Regions from separate parts of the Homo sapiens genome. Here region 1 is linked to region 2. The links are chromatin loops, found by intact Hi-C in ENCODE. Cell type or tissue: mammary epithelial cell. All regions are shown on one strand. Region 1 overlaps STIM1 (stromal interaction molecule 1). Region 2 overlaps STIM1 (stromal interaction molecule 1).

Evidence for each region. Hi-C counts contacts between places; a loop is a spot of excess contacts. Peaks named below come from ENCODE experiments on the same cell type or tissue, not always from the same donor. Only the 100,000 strongest peaks of a DNase experiment are listed, where the experiment ranks them.
Region 1: a loop joins it to region 2, with 4 times the contacts of the local background. A loop is called at or near these places in 13 of 110 quality-filtered maps.

The regions. Positions count from the first base shown.
Region 1 is chr11:3,956,323-3,961,322 of GRCh38, reverse strand. The region is part of intron 1 of STIM1 (stromal interaction molecule 1); the gene reads right to left. Among named protein-coding and RNA genes, the nearest start is that of PPIAP40, 65 kb to the right of the region's middle. RefSeq lists a silencer at 2,050-2,344. In mammary epithelial cell, a CTCF peak has its summit at 2,105; a DNase peak (open chromatin) is centred at 1,782; H3K27ac peaks cover 641 bases.
Region 2 is chr11:3,902,339-3,907,338 of GRCh38, reverse strand. The region is part of intron 1 of STIM1 (stromal interaction molecule 1); the gene reads right to left. Among named protein-coding and RNA genes, the nearest start is that of PPIAP40, 11 kb to the right of the region's middle. RefSeq lists a silencer at 3,466-3,760 and an enhancer at 3,466-3,760. In mammary epithelial cell, no CTCF peak of the experiment used is centred here; DNase peaks (open chromatin) are centred at 988, 1,918, 2,108 and 2,958; H3K4me3 peaks cover 397 bases; H3K27ac peaks cover 3,794 bases.

The DNA.
Region 1 (5,000 bases), 54 kb before region 2:
CTCACATCTTCTGCAACACTGTCAAAATCAGCCTGCAGGGCCAGGTACAGTGGCTCACTACCTATAATCCCAGCACTTTGGGAGGCTGAGGCATTGCTTGAGCCCAGGAGTTCAAAATCTGTCTGGGCAACATAGTGAGACCCCATCTCTATAAAAGCCAAGCATGGTGGTGCATGCCTGTAGTCCCAGCTACTCAGAAGGCTGAAGTAGGAGGATCACTTGAGTGCAGGATGTTGAAGCTGCAATGAGCTGTGATTGCACCACTGCACTACAGCCTGGGCAACAGTGAGACCCTGTCTCCAAAAAAAAAAAATCACCTTTCAGGGACATGGTGATGACAGCCAGGCTGCTACTGCTCTCCAGGCTCTCTTTAATTTATTTTAGAACAATAACAAATCTCTTACATATTAATGTAAATAATATTTTTATGGAAAATAATTGTTTTCTGAAAAAATCTCGAGAAGGGTAGAATTGTACATTTTTGCAAATCTTTTAAATGTCTGGCTTAATAGAAGACAGACATAATCTTATAGCTACATTCAACCTATTGTGATGTGTTGTTTTGGCTAAAGATCAAAACATAGATATGCAGTTGGAAAAGACAGGAATATTTTACTAGTCAGACTATTGTGGATACCTTATACGAGACTATACCCAAACTCAACAAGCGGTAGGTTTCTTAAAGGTTAGTTGCAATGTGAAATCCCAAACTATATGAATAAACTTTTTGTACCCTCTAACATTAAAATCCATTGGTCTATCTTACACTTTGAATGGATCTTTAATACATGCATGACTTTGTAACATGATGCACTTGTCATTTGGAAACTATTGGTTAGGAGTTAGTGCAGAGCTTCCAAATGTTGACACTTTCATTTATACAATATCAAAATAGCCACAATTATTAATATCACCACTGATTTCATCAGAAAAGCTTTTAATCCAGGAAAACTGTCAATTTCACAGTGACAGATACAAGTTTTCTAAAATCCAGTTTTCACTTAAAAGCTGGAATTTTATCATTGGCAACAAATACTACCAGTTGTTTTCCTTAAAGCAGAAGATGCATTTCATTTATTTACAAGAAAATTCTGCCAAATACTGAATAACCATAGTTATCTATCAAGTATTCTTTCAACTAATGATAGTGCTGCCTGAAAAAAAAGAGGTATGTCAACTTACAACTCAATTGCACAAGTGCTTTCCTTGAGATAACCATCAAACTTCTACATGCAGCAGAAATGCTTTATGCATACTTATATTTCATCACACAGAATACTAAAAGGCATGAACTCATGGGATGCAATTCAATAAAATTAATGATTTCTACTTCTTTGTTGAAAACTTTTATTTTTTTTAACTGACAGTGTGTGGAGGTGAGGAATACAGTCATTACTAGTAGTTCAGTGCCACTGGTTTGATTTGTGTTAAGGTGCCAGCAGTTTTACCTACCACTGTTTTTGCAACATCAGTACAAAGGTATACATAGTTTTTTTTAAGGCAAATAATATATTATTATGAAACGGCTTTGATCTTCTGGATGTCCTGAAAAGGCCTTGCTGCCACCCGCCATGGTCTAAAGACTACACTTTGATAGCTATTGGCAGAAAAAAACACAAAGTCCTTTCCCTCCTGCCCAAATCTCCTCACCTTTCTCCAGGCAGAGCTAATCATTCACTGTTCACTGTTCTATGCTCCAAAGCACTTTGTGCATAGCTCTGTTATATTAATTCTCATGTTATGAGTTGTTCACATACCACATCCAAGTGGTAAGAACCAAGCTTGACTCACTCTATCCCCCAGGGCCCATTATAATATTACCACTACCATCTACCCTGTCAAGTATGAAATCAGTATGTGCTGGCTAAATGAATGAATGAATGAAGAATGTGTGAATTAATTAATTAAAAAACCATATCTCCCAAAAAGTCAAGGGAATTCTTGAATACAACCCACCAATTCCCACCACCAATATCCACTGTCCATCTAATGCTTCGACTTTCCCAACCACTTTCTGTTTCTCGTCACTAAACAGTAATTCATCCCTATAGGACGAATTGGAAATTGCCAAGTTTTACCAGCAGGGGCCCCATCAGTAAGAAGAATTTCTCCCACTTCACCTCTTATTTCTCAGCCAGGACTAGCAAATTCTGCAGCTACTCTTGATGGGATTAGAATCCACCCTCATTCTTGGAAAGGGATCAAAAGACTAAGACTTGAGAGTACTAGCCCTGGGAAGATTTTCAAATTTGGTCAAGGACCATGAAGTTCAAGAGATAAAATAGCATGGGGCCTAGAATGGGGATGAGGTGAGGGAGGAGTAAGGGATGGACGCTCTGGCCAGAAATGTAAAGTCTTTTTTTTTTTTTTTTAGACAGAGTTTTGCTCTTGTCGCCCAGGCCCAGGCTGGAGTGCAATAGCTTGATCTCGACTCACTGCAACCTCTGCCTCCCAGGTTCAAGCGATTCTCCTGCCTCAGCCTCCACTGCCACGCCTGGCTAATTTTTGTATTTTTAGTACAGACGGGGTTTCACCATGTTGGCCAGGCTGGTCTCAAACTCCTGACCTGAGGTGATCCACCCGCCTCAGTCTCCCAAAGTGCTGGAATTACAGGTGTGAGCCACTGCGCCTGACTATGGAAATGTGAAGTCTTAAAAAAGGAACAGGTTTGAGACCTGGAGTTATCCAAGAAAGGTCCCCAGTGAAATATAACATCTCAGCTGAGGCACACAGCAGGCCTAGCCACAGAAAGAGGAGTCATACCCCTAGGCTAGGCAAAACTCAGCCTATCTGAGAGATATTCCTGCGTCTGTTAGAACCACTCGTCCTCATATCCAAGAAGAGGACCAGCTCTTCTCAGCAGGGGGCAGGAATTCAAAAGATCTTTTCTTCTGGACAAAACTGGCACTGGTTTCAGCTGCCCAAGCAACACTAACACAAATCACTACAGATTCTAAGCTCTAACTTCCTTTTTATTTTTGAGAGGGGGGTCTTGTTATGTTGCCCAGGCTGGTTTCAAACTCCTGGCTCAAGCAATCCTCCTGCCTCAGCCTCCCAAATAGCTAGGATTATAGGCTTTTGCCACTGCACTCAGCTTCTAAGCTCTGAATTTTGACCAAGCTCACTTCTCTCCCTGAGGTCGCTCATCAAAAATTAATCAGCTGGGAGCGGTGGCTCAAGCCTGTAATTCCAGCATCTTGGGAGGCCGAGATGGGCGGATCATGAGGTCAAGAGATTGAGACCATCCTGGCCAACATGGTGACACCCTGTCTCTATTAAAAATACAAAAATTAGCTGGGCATGATGGCACGCGCCTGTAGTCCCAGCTACTTGGAAGGCTGAGGCAGGAGAATCGCTTGAACCCGGGAGGTGGAGGTTGCAGTGAGTCAAGACTGCGCCACTGCACTCCAGCCTGGCGACAGAGTGAGACTTCGTCTAAAAAAAAAAATTAATCCATTGGCCAGGCTTGATGGCTCATGCCTGTAATTTCAGCACTTTGGGGGCCAAGGTAGGAAGATCACATGAGGCCAAGAGTTCAAAATCAGCCTGGTCCACACAGTGAGATCTCATCTCTACAAAGGAAGAAAAAAAAATTTTTAATTAGCCCAGTGTGCTAGTGTGCACCTGTAGTCCCAGCCACTTGGGAGGCTGAAATGGAGGACTGCTCGAGTCCAGGAGTTTCAGGCTGTGTCAGCCATGATCATGACACTGCACTCCAGCCTTGATGACAAAGCAAGAACCTGTCTCAACATTAATAATAATAATAGGCCAGGCGCAGTGGCTCACCCTAGTAATCTCAGCACTTTGGGAGGCTGAGGCAGGTGGATCGCAAGGTCAGGAGTTTGAGACCAGCCTGGCCAACATGGTGAAAGCCCATATCTACTAAAAATACAAAAAAATTAGCCGGGCGTGGTGGCGGGCGCCTGTAATCCCAACTACTCAGGAGGCTGAGGCAGGAGAACGGCTTGAAACCAGGAGGCAGAGGCTGCAGTGAGCCAAGACCACACCACTGCACTCCAGCCTGCGCAACAGAGCAAGAATCTGTCTCAAAAATAATAATAATAATAATCCACAGCATCAACTATATATACAGGTCCATGTTGAGCAATGCAATGAGATATACTTCTGAGTTCCAACAGCAATTCTGACTTTGCACCTCATATGGCCTTACCTCAGTCAGTTTATAACTATAGTTATTTGAAGATATCTGAGGACACAGCTTGTGATTCTCATTTTTCATAGCATTTGATTCCACCTGACACATGATATATTTATTCCTTGGTTTGCTTATCACCTATCTCCCTCCACTAAAAGTAAGGTCCACGAGAGCAGTCGCTTTTTTGCTCACTGCAGTATCCCAAGGGACTCGTACAGTGCCTGACACATACTAGGTATTCAATAGAGAATTTGCTGAATGAATGAATAAATCTTCGCTTTCCCTAATTTGCAAGGTAGGTTTCTCCTCTCTGACTTTTTTTTTTTTTTTTTTTTTTTTTTTTGGAGACAGGGTCTTGCTCTGTCACCCAGATTGAAGTGCAATTGCATGATCATGGTTCACTGCAGCCTCTACCTTTTGAGTTCAAGCAATCCTCCTGCCTTAGCCTCTCATAGTGTTGGAATTACAGGCATGAGCCACTGTGCCCAGACTTCTACATAAATTCTAAATGTCAGAATTTTTTTCTAAATTCTGGGCTGTCTTCTTACTACACTCTTTCCTAAAGTGATTTTACCTCTTCTCATACCTTCAGTTACTATTTAAAGAAATTACTATTACCAAGTCCTAAAATTATGTTTCTGGTTCAAGTTTCACTTAGGACCTACAGAAACCCACAGAACCTATCTACCTAGTAGACATCACATGGATGTCTCTCAGGCACTTGAACTAGTTAAGTTCCAATTCTAAATTCATTTTTTCCCTAACCTTCCTACTTTTCCAGGTGCTTATGTCAGAAGCCTTGACACCTCACTCTCCTTCACTCTCCACATTTAATCAATCACCA
Region 2 (5,000 bases):
GAAATCTAAGCTGGAAACACAAATTTGAGTTGTCAATAAATAGATGATAGTTAAAATTATGTAAGTGGACTTTTAATGCCATGAGATATTCAATAAACAAAGCTCCCAGTGAATAGTAACTGCCATTATAACCCCGTTTTGTTCGTTTTTTCCCCCAGCTTCCCAAGCTTATAAACCCCTTTTTATTCTTAAGGTATTGGAGATAATTGCCAACTTCTAAACTTCAGTGCCCAACCTCTAACCCTGTCCCCACCCCTCAAGAAAAATTTGATTTTCTGATCTTGTATCCTTCTTTACTGTTGTCCTTCTTTTCAAATTTGCAATTAAAACATCAGATAAGTGAAGGCACGCTGGTGTTAAGTAGTAAAGGTACCAATTTTAGAGTTGGATTTAGGTTTGAATCTTCTCTCTCTCAGCCATTTACTAGTTCTGTGACCTTTTACCCTCAATTTTCTTATCTATACGATGGTACTAATAGTACCTATCTTAAAAGATTGTTATCTTATCGATGGTAAGACATCTACTTATTGCTTTATTCAACAAAAACTTACTGAGCATCCATTACATGCCTAGCACTGTGCTCAGCATTAGGGTTACAGCAGTGAACAGGCACTGGTACTATCCTCATGGAGCTTATAGCCTAAGGGACCATAGTATTTCTAAAGCACCTAGACAAAATTTAAATTTTTTTAAATCACCTAAATAAAATAAATATGTAAAGAACCTCACACAATGCCTAGCAAATAGTAGGTGCTAAGTGACAGTATATATTATTTTATAATTAAAACATCATAAGCCCTCACAGAACAATACGCTTTAGAATTGGCAAATCTTTGGAAATCAAAAGGTCCAATTTTCTCATTTAATAGAAGAGCAGATTAACTAGCTCCATAATAAACTTATTCAGGACACCTATTCAGTCAGGGCATATGCTAGCTGCTCAGGATACAAGGATGAGTAAAACACAGTCCCTACCTTACATCAAGTAAATATGCAAAGGGAGAATGACTCGCCTGAGGTAACCTAGTTCATCTCTTAGACTGGAAATCATGTCTTCTAATTCTCAGTGTTTTGCTCTTTCCACTGAATCAAAATTATTCAACTCAAATAAAAATACTTAGGAAGAAGCCTACCACTGTGCCAAAGAGAGTGCATCCTACAGCTCAGCAATTCCTCACGAGTAGTTTGTCAAAAAGGATAAGCCCCTCTGGGCCTGGAAGCTGATTCTTTTTTTCCTCTGTAACAGTCCATAGCACACAGCAGCTAGGGCCTCAGGGGCCCTGGTAAGAAGTTACAGAAAGATGCAGAAAAATAGAGTAAAAGCCTGAAACCACCAGAGCCACTGGTAAGTAAAGAAAAGGTAGAGCAAGGCCAGACCAAGACCCTCCTCCCTCATCCCAGATATTAAGTCATGTTCCCTCCAGGCTAGCACTAGCCCCAGAACTCTACCTTTGTCCCTCTAGGCCACCCACCCTGCCCCCTGCAAGGGCCCTCTTTAGAGTTTCAACATTAAGCTCCATTTAATGGAAAAAAAATAGCACTGGGAAGCAGAAAGAATACATCATGCAGTTCCAGAAACCTGGCTGAAACTGGCTCCACCACTAACTAGCTGAATGTTTCTTAACTCATCTGTTTCTGCATTTGGAAAATAGGGACAATACTCACTTCTGGGAACTGTGGTGAGCATCAGAGATGTGTCTAATGTATCTAGAAAAATGCCTGGCATGCAGCGGTTACTCAATAAATGGTGCAATGATTACTTATGAATGACAAGGTCTCCCTTGTCTGCCCCATGCTCTAGTGACCGCAGGCTTCAGCAGAGCAGCACAGTTTAAGACTCCCACAATAGTATGAAGTATTCAGGGAGATGTGGCACCTTCACTGGCTACATTTCTCAATCTCTTCTCCCCACAACCTATACCAGCTCAGGTCTCCACTCCACCCCTCCACCTTTAAAAAAAAAAAAAAATCTTTGAACCTGCCTCCTCTGCTGCCTCTTCAAAATACCACCCTCTTTCCTTCCTTCCCTCGCAACTATATTTCTCAAAAAAGTCTTTTGTTCTACATCTTTGCCTCATACTGACTCCCTAAGCCACAGCAGTCTAGCTTCTGTCCCCACCCCTCCACTGAAACTGCTGTCACCATGGTCACCAATGACTCAGTAGCCTCATTTCAGGCTCACCCTACCTGTTCTCTGCTGCAACAGACACTATTGCTTTCTTTTAGAAACTTTTCTCATTCCTGGCTTCCCAGACAGTACTTTCTCTTGCCTCTCTGATTGCCCCTCCTCAGGCTCCCTCCCTAACTTTTCTGTCCACACATATCAGAGTTCCTCTCTGCTCTATCCTTAACCCCCTTTCTTTCCCCATTTTATAAATTTTACTCAGGTGATCTCATCTACTTCTACAGTCTCTACTATTTCTTAGAGTTCATGATTCTCTCATGTCTATTCCTACCTCTCTCAGGAACTCCAAAACTCATGTCTTCTCCCCCAACTACCAGATATTTTCTCATGGATATCACCCATAACCATCTCAAGAGCAGCATTAACTTCCCCGGCTCTCTCTCTTGTATTCCATGTGTTAACAGCATCACAGTAATGCCCAGTCACCTAACACTGCCTCCTTCATCCTTCCGTCACACAATTTAAATCAACCCCCATGACCACTACCCTTGTTCCAGCCTCATCATCTGCTACTGCAAATCTTCTGGCTGCCTTCCCTGCCTCTAGTTATAATCTATACATTCTAAGCACAGGCATATAAGAGGTCTTCCTAAAAAAAACACTCTGGTCATGTCACACCCATCTTAAATATCGACGGTAAAGCTTAACTCCAATAGGATTTAAGCTCTTTACCATAAAATACAAGGTCATTCGGGATCTGGCCCTTCACACACACCCAGCTTCATCTCGTGCCACTCCCTCCAAGTAGTCCAACACTCCAGTTCAGGGAACAACTCGTCATTCACTGAATATGCCATGCACTTCCACAGTCACACTGCCCAGAATATGCTCCAGGGCACTCTGTCTGGCACAACCCTGGTCATCCTTACAGGGTGGCATCTTTGATATTGCTAAGTATTTAGACCCTCCTTCCTTTCTCTCCCAGTATATTTTCTTTTTTTTTTTTTTTTTTTTTTTGAGACAGAGTCTCACTCTGTCACCCAGGCTGGAGTACAGTGGAGCGATCTCGGCTCACTGCAACCTCTGCCTCCCGGGTTCAAGCAATTCTCCTGCCTCAGCCTCCTGTCTAGCTGAGATTACAGGCACATACCACCACACCCAGCTAATTTTTGTATTTTTAGTAGAGATGGGGTTTCACCATATTGGTCAGGCTGGTCTCGAACTGCTGACCTCGTGATCTACCCGCCTCAGCCTCCCAAAGTGCTGGGATTACAGGCGTGAGCCACCAAGCCCAGCCTTTCCCAGGACATTTTCTATGTACCTCTATTGTAGCACTTGTGACACTGTACAGAGTGCACTTGTTTATGGGTGTCTCAGTAACCTGCAGGTTGTTCATGGACACAGACTATGTCTTTCACATCTCTGCACCCCAACCCACTTGCCCAGCCTCTCAAGATAAGCAACCAGACTATCAGTCCTAACAGGGGATACTCCCCCTATAGCAGGAGAGCAAATTCTAATGACAACAGGAAGTCTCAATAGTTTCAACTTCCCCTCTTGCAAATGCTTCCAGATGGACTGACCCCACAAGAGCTATTTCCTACCTGGTTCCTGGGGCCCCTATGCCTGGTACAGCCTGTTCAATAGAAAGAGGAGAGCTTCCTTAAGGTTAAAATTCTTTGGAAAATGATTTCTAAAATGGGCTGAGCTGACAGGTAGGACTGCCAACTGACAGAGCCATCTCAGGAAGTAATTTGTGAAATAACTCCAAGACCTTTATACATCTTCCAAAGCAACTGGGATGGTTGCTACAACACCCTGTGGCTGGTCTTCTTGCCTTCCATCAAGGCTTGGGAAATTGCCCTGCATCACAATACTTACAAACAAGTTGCTTCACTAGGCAGAAATCTATAATGACTTCTCATTGCTTAAAACTGTAAACCAGAGTGATTAGGAACAAGCACACTGAAAACATATTACCTGGGCCCGAATCCCACCTCTACCACTTATTAGCCATGTGAGTTTGGGCAAATTATTTCAGTTCTCTAGGCCTCAGTTTTCCCATCTTTAAAACAGTAAAATAATAGTACCTACTTTCATAGGGTTGGTACAAAGATTAAATAAGCTAATCTGAATAAACTACTAATAAAAATTAAATAAGCTTAGCATTAAAAATGCAAAGAATAGTACCTGGCACATGGTAAGAACTTAATAAATTATATATAAACATGTTCAGGTTCCAAGTCCCTCTGTCATTCATAGCCTGAGATATGAAATGTTGCCCTGTCCCATTTCACATTCCATAATCCACCAGCTCCCTTCTGACGATCATTTATGATCCTTTGCCTCTATCCACAACACCAATTGCAATCTGCCCAGCTCCTCCTTCTGGCAATGCTACCTTCAGCTGGCCAGAAATTAACGCCTTCAGCAGTCTCACAGGTGGTGTCATGCCTAAGAGCAGTACAGGATACCACCTTCTCCTGAGCATTCTATTCCCTATGCCAAGGGTCCCCAACCCTCAGGCTGCAGACTGTACCAGTCCGTGCCTTGTTAGGAACCAGGCCACACAGCAGGAGGTGAGCGGCAGGCAAGCGAGCATTACTGCCTGAGCTCCGCCTCCTGTCATATCAGTGGCAGCATTAGGTTCTCACAGGAGTGCAAAGCCTATTGTGAACTGCACATGCGAGGAATCTAGGTTGCGTGCTCCTTATGAGAATCTAATGCCTGATGATCTGAAGTGAAACAGTTTCATCCCAAAATCATCCCCACCCCGCACCCTGGTCTGTGGAAAAATTATCTTGCATGAAACCGATCCCTGGTGCCAAAAAGATTGGGGATCGCTGCTCTCTGCTCACTCCTATTTTCACTCAGG